Regions from separate parts of the Homo sapiens genome. Here region 1 is linked to region 2. A link is an interaction called in ENCODE POLR2A ChIA-PET data of the cell type or tissue named here. Cell type or tissue: PC-3. All regions are shown on one strand. Links, peaks and the distances in the headings refer to the core of each region. The heading gives the core; the rest is flanking DNA. Region 1 overlaps FIBCD1 (fibrinogen C domain containing 1). Region 2 overlaps LOC124902287 (a long non-coding RNA gene).

Region 1 (4,388 bases), core at 256-4,255, 100 kb before region 2:
TGGGTATAGCCCAGGTCCGGAGGTCCTGAAGGACCTTTGTCCAAGTGCAGCCATTTCTGGGAAACGCCTTGGGCCCCATCTGTCCCAGCCCTATCCAGCCTCAGCTACTCTTTGTCGGGCGACCTTGGACAAGTTGCCGATTTGGACTTTGTTAATGCGTCCTCCCTCTCCCTACAGAAGGAGGAGCCTCTCACGCCCTTGGGGCAGGGTGAAACGGTATTTGCCAGGAGTTTGGAGTTTGTCAGATGAAAGGATCTAGAAATAGACATGATTCTTCTGGTCTTGGAGCTTGGGGCAGGAAGTCACTCTGCAACCGTTTCCTCTGGTCAGAGGGGCTTGTTTCTGAGCTGTCTCCAAGCCACCCTACAGGGAGGTCAACTTCCAACCCATCCCAGGCAAGATCTCTTGACGCTTTCAAAATTTCTAAGAACATTTCAGAAAGGAAGAAAGAAAATCTCTTTGGGAAGTTCTTCCTGATGTCTAACCTAAATCCCTGCTGCATTAAATTTACTCAGTGACTATTTAGGGAGGCCCTACCTAATGCTAGGAGGTATAGTCTGGTGGATACAGTCTGTGCCTCAGGGAGCTTAGAGTCTCACGGGGGGAACAAACTCACAGGTCGGGGCGATTGCAAACCATCATGGGTTCTGGAAGATCCATGCCTCTTTCTTCTTGTTCCCTGGGGTTTGGGTTGAGGTCACTGTGCTAGGCTTGGGGTTTCCCAAGCCCCTCCTTCTGAGCTCACTGTTTAGCTGGGGAGTGGTGTGGCTGAGGAGGTAGAATGGACAGGAGCAGGTGACTATCCAGATGTTGGGTGAGGGAGGGAGACCTGAGGAGGTGCCAGCTTTGTGGGGGCAACAGGTAGGGTTGGTGCCATCCCCGAGTGAAAAATAGGAGGGCTCAGGTTTGGGGTGGAGAGACGCTGGTTTGGGCCTCAGTGGGCTTGAGGCCCCAGTGGGCCCTCTGGGAGGCCAGAGCTGTATGTCGCGGGGAGGGTGGGCAAGACCCTTATAGGAAACATCTGGAGAAGCCCCCTCCGTGGTTCAGAGCAAATGCTCCCAGGAAGTGAGACAGCTGGGGGGCTTGGAACCTCCCGGAGGGGCAGAGGCTGGGAGCTCTGTGGGGCGCTCTTGTCCCCTTGGACACCTTCAGCCCCTCCTGCGCCCCTCCCTGTGGCCTGAGACGCCAGATGGCCCTCGGCAGGGTTCTGCTGAAGGGTCCCCAGCGGTATGGCGGTTCCCGCTCAGATCTCACAGAACAAGCCTGCAGACCCCCTTCCTAAGTCTTTGGGACCCCAGAATGGTGAGCAGAGCCACCAACCCTTCACCCCCAGGGGAGTCTCTGGGACCCTCCCTCTGCCAGGGCCAGGGCTCAGAGTTCAGCCCTTACTGGGAGCCATGTGCCCAGCCATGTGCCAGCCGGGAGCAGAGTGGGCTCCTGGGGAGACAGGAGGAATTCCCCTGAGGCTCTGGCCTGAGGCAGGGCCCAGTCCCCTCAACCCACAGAGCCCATAAGCCCCCTGCCCAGGCTCTGTGCAAGCCTCTGCTGGATCCAGAGCCCACAGGACCCCGCCACCTTCAGCTTTCCATTTCCCAGTGCAAAGCCCCAGGATGTGTTTTTGTCATGCAGAACAGCTGCCTGCGTTGGGCTGGGTGCTCTTAGGAGATGGGGGTGGGCGGCAGGAGGGGCACTCACCTGGGTCTAACCTGGCCTGGCCTCCCCCGGAGGGAAACTTTCTTCTTCCTCCTTTCATCTGTGGAGTGTGGTCCCAGTCTCCCCAGGGGACTCCTGCCAGCCAGCTCTCTTAGGAAGTGAGGAGGAAGGGAGGTGTGCCAGCTTAGCAGAGCGCCTTGGCATCAAATCCCTTCCTCCTGAGCCGCCCCCCCCCCACCCGCCCGCCGCTTCCCCAGAACCCCCAAGGCTGGGGTCTCAGAGAAGGTAGCCTGGACAGAGGTCACCCTGTAACTGAGACACCACCGGGGGCTGCCTGCCGCCCTGCTGGCATGAGCTTTATCCTCCTTTTGGCCAAGGCTTCGTAGGCAGCCGTGAACCCTGGGTGGGCACTGGGGGTCACTCGAGGAACCAAGCTGGGTCCCTCCAGCTGGAAGCTCATGCGAGTGGTCAGTGGCAGAAGTGGGCTTTGAACCCAGGGCTCCCGGCTCAGGCCCCGGTCTCTCTCCTGCTCACTTGCCCGAGATGCCCTGTCTTGGGAGCTGGGGGCTCTGTGTGCATCCTCCCCATTCCGCAGCCCCCAGGGAGTGCACCCAGCTCAGCCACACCAGGACGGATGAATCAGCTCCAGCCTCAGGCATACCAGTTGGGCTGCTCAGCGCCCAGAGCCCCCCTTGTTATCTCGGGCAGATTTCTTCGCAAGGCACGTAAACGGCAGCCCATAAAAGCGAACAGTACTTCATCTTTAAGGTGATCTCTGAAGACTAATTCTCCTCTGCTGAGTGCCCTGTTTCATCTCCAAGCTCCGCTGTCCCCCTGCCTCTAGGGGACCCCCTGCGGCTTCCTCGAGCCCCTCCCCATTTCGGTGCCCTCTGCCTTCCCACCAGGGAGGGGCTTGGGTGGGAGGAGGGTGCAAGATAGGGCAGGGGTGTGGGAGTTGCAGAGGGGAGACGGATGACCTCTCTGCCACGCCAGCCCCAGCCTCGCCCGCCAGGGGACCTTAATGCTACACAGTCTGATGATGCAGCCCTGAGCTGCTCGGGGCAAGGTGTCTCCCGACGGGCTCCAGAAGAGTGCATGACAGGGACTTGGCTGCTGACACAGAGCTTTGTATATCAAACCCAGCCATACTTTAGGCAGGGAAGGAAATCATAGAACGGCCCAGTTAGCGGCCCTGGCACAGAGGCAGTTGAATGAATGAGTGAGTAAAAGAAGTCAAAGGCCACAACAATCTGTCTTGTAAGCACCCTAACGGGGGGAGCACAGAGGAGGAGCCCCTCCAAGCTGGGGGGAGTGGAGTAGAAACAGTCAAGGAAGGCTTCCTGGAGGAAGTGACAGCTAGCTGAGCCCTGAAAGAAGAGAATACATTAGGCCAGTGGAAAAGGAGGAGGGGAAGCAGATGCTTCTGGCTGGCCAAGGGAGCAGTTTGTGCAGAGCTGGTGGAGGGGAACTGTGCATTTGGGTCTGGCTGGAGTAAATTGTCTTGATGCGTGGAGCCCGGAATGGACGCGGCCCCCAAGAGAACTGGGCAGGCGTGGAGCACTGAGTCCTGGCAGCCGCATGACAATAGGGACAGGCCAAGAAACTCTCTTCCGCATCCTGACAACAAAGCAGATCTCTTTCCCGGGGGTCTGCATGTCCAGGCGCATGTCCCCTCCACCCCGTCCTCTTCGGGTGCCAAGTAGGTCATCCGGCAGGTCCTTGTGGAATTTGAATTTACAAAAATGATTCTTTCCTCTGCCTCATCTTCTAGGTAGTAAGACACAATGATGTAAGAGGCATCTGTCTCTGTTCAATGTATCACTAAGAAAGCAAGCAAGCTGTCAATTACGATTGTAAGATGTCCCCCCATGTTGGAGATGCTAAAACGTGAAAAAAAGAGAACATGCGTCCCAGCATTGACGACACACAGAAATAACACTTTGGGTGGAAAAAAATGTCCTCCAGATGCTGTGTGCACATTGATCATGGGATAATGAAAGCCACTAATATTTACTGTGCCAGCACAACGTGCCAGGCACGGCTCCAAGTGCTTTAATATACGAAGTCATTTCAAGACAAGTCTCAAATTCGGAAAGTTGAAAAGGTGGGGAAAATGTGTCTGAGAGTTGAGGAAATTCAATCATAGGAGGGGCCTGGCCCAGAGAGGAAGGCAGGAGGCTCGGGGCCTAATCCCAGTTCTGCTTTTATTTGCAGTGTGATTCTGGGAGAGCCCCTTGCCCTCTCTGGGCCTCAGTTTTCCCTTGTGTGTAATGCTCAGGGGCCATGAGCGAGTCTGCCCAGTGAATCTGGGCCTCCGAGAGCGTGTGCGGCCACGCTCTGGCACCTCCGCTCACCACAAGCTGTTCCTTGGTCCTGGCTTCTGGCCAACACAGTTTTTTATCGCGCCTGCCCTTCGTTTCCGTTTTTGTTTTTTGTTTTTTGTTTTTTGTTTTTTTGAGACGGAGTCTAGCTCTGTCTCCAGGCTAGAGTTCAGTGTCATGGTCTTGGCTCACTGTAACCTCCACCTCCCAAGTTCAAGGAATTCTCGTGCCTCAGCCTCCCGAGTAGCTGGGATTTACAGGCATGTGCCACCATGCCCAGCTAATTTTTGTATTTTTAGTAGAGATGGGGTTTCACCTTGTTGGCCAGGATGGTCTCGATCTCCTGACCTTGTGATCTGCCCGCCTCGGCCTCCCAAGTGCTGGGCTTACAGGCGTGAGCTACCTCGCCGGGTC
Region 2 (4,388 bases), core at 138-4,137:
AACACCCCAAGAAGGATTCCTTCTAATCAGCCTAAGACCCAAAAGCTATTAGCTAAAAAGAAAGGGAAAAGGAAAGAAATTAAAGACTGTGAACTAACTTGTTTGCTATGTTGCATTAGTTTGGGAAGAAATACATTTTTAATGTGCATGTAATATGTGCCAGGCACTCTTAAGCCTCACAGTAACCTAATGATTTTGTATAGTTTAATTCCATTTCACAAGTAAGAAAACTGACTGGAGGGAGAGGGGGAAGTATTCTGTCCAAGTTCACACAGCCAGGAGGTAGGAAGGTAGGAAAGTCTTGAACTTTGTAAAATGGCAGAAAATTTCCAATTTAAGTGAAAGGTGGATAATATGAGTAAGATCAGAAGATGAAATAAGTAACATTAACTGTTGGGAAAACATGTCTTAGGAGAAAATAATTCAGGGAACTAGAGCTATTTAAGATTTTTTTTTTTTTTGAGATGGTGAAACCCCATCTCTACTAAAAGTACAAAAAAATTAGCTGGGCGTGGTAGCGGGCATCTGTAATCCCAGCTACTCGGGAGGCTGAGGCAGAGAATTGCTTGAACCTGGGAGGTGGAGGATGCAGTGAGCAGTGATCGCACCACCACACTCCAGCCTGGGCAACAGAGCGAGACTCCATCTCAAAAAAAAAAAAAATATTTAGAAGGAAAGGATAAACTCCCCAACATTAAAGCATGGGATCTGAACAATGTTTCTAAAAGCATAATCCATGGACAATCTATTTTGAATAATGTGGGGCTTGCTTAAAATGCGGAGTCTTGGTTTCTAGTCTAGAATCAGAATATGTGTAATGGGCTGGATCTGAAGCTCCCAGATGATCTGTATGCATATGTAAGATGGAAATCCACTGTTTGGGGGCCAGACACAGTAGCTCACGCCTGTAATCCCAGCACTTTGGGAGGCTAAGGTGGGCGATCACCTGAGGTCAGGAGTTAAAGACCAGCCTGGCCAACATGGGGAAATCCTGTCTCTACTAAAAATACAAAAATTAGCCAGGCATGGTGGTACACACCTGTAATCCCAGCTACTCGAGAGGCTGAGGCAGGAGAATCGCTTGAACCTGGGAGGTGGAGGTTGCAGTGTGCCAAGATTGCACCACTGCACTCCAGCCTGGGCAGCAGAGCAAGACTACATTTCAAAAAAAGAAAAAAAGAAAAGAAATCCACTGTTTTGGAAGAGGGAAGAGTTGCTTATTTTCACTGGGAATAGGACGAACAGGAATGGATATTTCTAAAATTTAATTCATTTGAAAGCAATTTCTGAATTTAAGATAGGCATAGTTCTAGAACAAGTTACCAAAAGAGGACTCTTCTTGGATGATTAGAGGAGAGAGACTGAATTTTTTTTTTAATTTGGAATTTAGTCCTATTAAGAAAAAGTTGGGCAGGCACCCACCATAGAAGTGTGTCAAGGGAAGGAGGCAGGATTCAGGATGTGGATGCTCCATCTCTCAGCAGCAAGACTGGGTGTGAGTGCAGGTGGAACAGAGACAGATGAACCTGACAGGAGGCCTGGCTTGGGACCCCAGGACAAGGTGACCCCAGGTCTGGCTGACCCCTTCACTGTTTCCAGCATAGCTAGTAGCTTTAGGGGGGGAACAGCAAAGATCTTGAGGTATGTGCACAGTATTTCACATGCAAATGCCAACAAAGCCCACTTTCTCTGATTCAGCAAACATTGTCCAGCAAGAGCCTGCCAGGTACTCTAGCTCTGTGGGTCCAGTGTATGTCCAACTAAAGGATAACATAGCTTAAAACATCACTTCTGTCATACCAGTTTTTGCCACTGTATAGGGACACATGCATCCCTTTAAGTCTCACATTTTTTCAATCGGGTAGCACTACCTGCTGGTCACGAGTTATGTGTCACAAAGGCTAGCGCTGAGTCTCAGATCTGCCACTCACTGTGGGGCCATGGGCAACGACTTCACCTCTCAGAGCCTCAATTTTCTCATCTGAAAAATGGGAGGTAGTCATAAGAGTAGTTATCTCACAGGGTTATTATGAAGATTAGGAATCATGTAGGGAGAGTGCCCAAAGCACAGAAGGTGCTCGATAAACAGTAGCTATTGTTATTTCCAAAAGAGGACTATTTCTGTATCAGGTCTGTGTTCCTGCCTACATCTCACTGGGACTCAGTCAAGAGCTCAAATTAACAAACATGCTATATGAAAATGATTCCAGAAAGCAGTCTGGAGGTTTTCCAAGGGACCAGGAAATCAATTTATTTTATGAAGAGAAAGAAACACTAGCTGTGAGGTAGGAGTAGCAACTAAGGTTCAAATGTAACAGAGAGCCCCACCTTTCATCCTAAAGCAAAGATTTGCAACCACAGCTTCAGCAAAACACAAACCCCACACCCCCGCATCTTGAATGGGGGCCTAATTCAGACCCATGATTTCATGCACAGGCTGCACAGATGACTGTCCTTCAAATGACACTGATTTTTCTGTTGGTATTTCCAGGCTATAATTCTCAGCTGGGGACCAAATCTGAACTGCCTTAGAGTAAATCCGCTTTCTAGAAAATCTCATTACAGTAAGACTACTATATTTTTATAATTAACAAGTCTAAACCTAACTGTTAAACATTTTTCTCTAGAAGGAGAAAATTAATGGTATTAGTATGCTCATTTTTTTAAATTAATTTTTCTTTTTAATCAAAGTAATATACATAACATGGTTAAAACTCAAGCAGTACTAAAAGTCTTGTAAAAAAGGCTAAAAATAGTCTTGTAAAAATCTGGTAATAAAAAACAGCAATCCCTTTCCCCTGTATGTTTCCGCAGAGACAGCCTCCTTCAGATTTTTAGCTAGTAACATCATCTTGCTCTTTCTGAATTCATTAGATTTATCCATTATCTATTAACTTATGACAGCAGTATTATACTATCACCATCCATAACCCCCCAAAACAATAAAATCACAATTTGGGGGATAAATCAATAGTTAGTGTTTACATTATTAGGATGATATAAATATTCTTCACTGCTTAGCCAATAATATACTATGAATGTTTCCTTTATTATACATCTTTGTTTATCCTAGAGATATTGCCTTGTTTTCATTTAGTCTTCTATATACCTATCACCATTTTCCCTCAAATACTTCAAAGATCTGTCAAACATCTAGTGATATTTTTTCCAATCACTAAAACATTTCAAATATTCTCAGTTGTACTTTTTTTTTTTTTTTTTTTTTGAGACGTAGTCTCGCTCTGTCACCCAGGCGGGAGTGCAGTGGCGCGATCTCCGCCCACTGCAAGCTCCGCCTCCCGGGTTCACCACGCCATTCTCCTGCCTCAGCCTCCCGAGTAGCTCGGACTACAGGGGACCGCCACCACGCCCTGCTAATTTTTTTGTATTTTTAGTAGAGACGGGGTTTCACTGTGTTACACCAGGATGGTCTCAATCTCCTGACCTCGTGATCTGCCCGCCTCGGCCTCCCAAAGTGCTGCGATTACAGGTGTGAGCCACCGTGCCCGGGCTCAGTTCTACTTATTGACTGACTTCTTCATTTTGCTGGAATTCATCATCCAGTAGCTTCACAGAGGTGGGGAGGGAGGGTGCATGTCTAAAAAAATACCTTTCTTCTATCTTGACAGTTTGTCTGGGTATAGAATTCTAGGTTGAAAATAATTTTCCCAAATGAACTTTGAAGGCATTTATTTATCTGCTACTATCTAGTTTCCAGTAAGTATTGTTTAGAGATGCAATCCCATTCTGGTTCCTGACCCCTTAAAATGACTTGCTTTTTTTCTCTTTGGAAACTTTTAGGATCTTCTAATATTCTTGGTGTTCTGAACTTTCACAATGATATGGCCTTTCATATATTATTCTGGGCACTCATAAATCCAGAGATTTATATAATTCTGTTTTGGAAAATACTCACTTCACTAAACTCTGAAATTTTTCCTTACATTTAACGTCTCCTAACTTCTCCTCCATTTGTTTCTTCGTTATTATCATTATTTTTTTGTTTTCTTTCTGGAATTCCTACAAAAAGGATATTAAAGCCCTGGGATTGAGTTTCTAATTTTCTTTTCTTTTTTTTTGAGACGCAGTTTCACTCTTGTTGCTTGCCCAGGCAGGAGTGCAATGGCACAGTCTCGGCTCACTACAACTTCTGCCTCCTGGGTTCAAGCGATTATCCTGTCTCAGCCTCCCGAGAGTTTCTAATTTTCTTACCTGTTCTCTCTTATTGTTCTCTCAACAGTCCATGTCTTTGTCTTTATGTTCTATTAGGTTGGTGTAAAAGTAATCAACGTTTTTGTCATTAAAATGGCAAAAGCCCCAATTACTTTTGTACCAACCCAATACATTCTGAGACAATTTTCCACATCTTCTGTTGGATTTTAAATTTG

What was found. Peaks named below come from ENCODE experiments on the same cell type or tissue, not always from the same donor. Only the 100,000 strongest peaks of a DNase experiment are listed, where the experiment ranks them.
Region 1: POLR2A ChIA-PET joins it to region 2 with 8 read pairs; 4 of 35 experiments call an interaction of 5 or more read pairs at or near these places.

Annotation. Positions count from the first base shown.
Region 1 is chr9:130,931,229-130,935,616 of GRCh38, reverse strand. The region is part of intron 1 of FIBCD1 (fibrinogen C domain containing 1); the gene reads left to right. Among named protein-coding and RNA genes, the nearest start is that of FIBCD1, 5.8 kb to the left of the region's middle. RefSeq lists enhancers at 3,635-3,764, 4,165-4,214. In PC-3, for the core only: CTCF peaks have their summits at 2,447 and 2,648; a DNase peak (open chromatin) is centred at 2,346; H3K4me3 peaks cover 1,099 bases; H3K27ac peaks cover 1,006 bases.
Region 2 is chr9:130,828,403-130,832,790 of GRCh38, reverse strand. LOC124902287 (a long non-coding RNA gene) reads left to right here. Exons shown (of 2, transcript XR_007061822.1): 2 at 1-97. It also overlaps a transcript of ABL1 not described here. Among named protein-coding and RNA genes, the nearest start is that of ABL1, 4.7 kb to the left of the region's middle. In PC-3, for the core only: no CTCF peak of the experiment used is centred there; no DNase peak of the experiment used is centred there.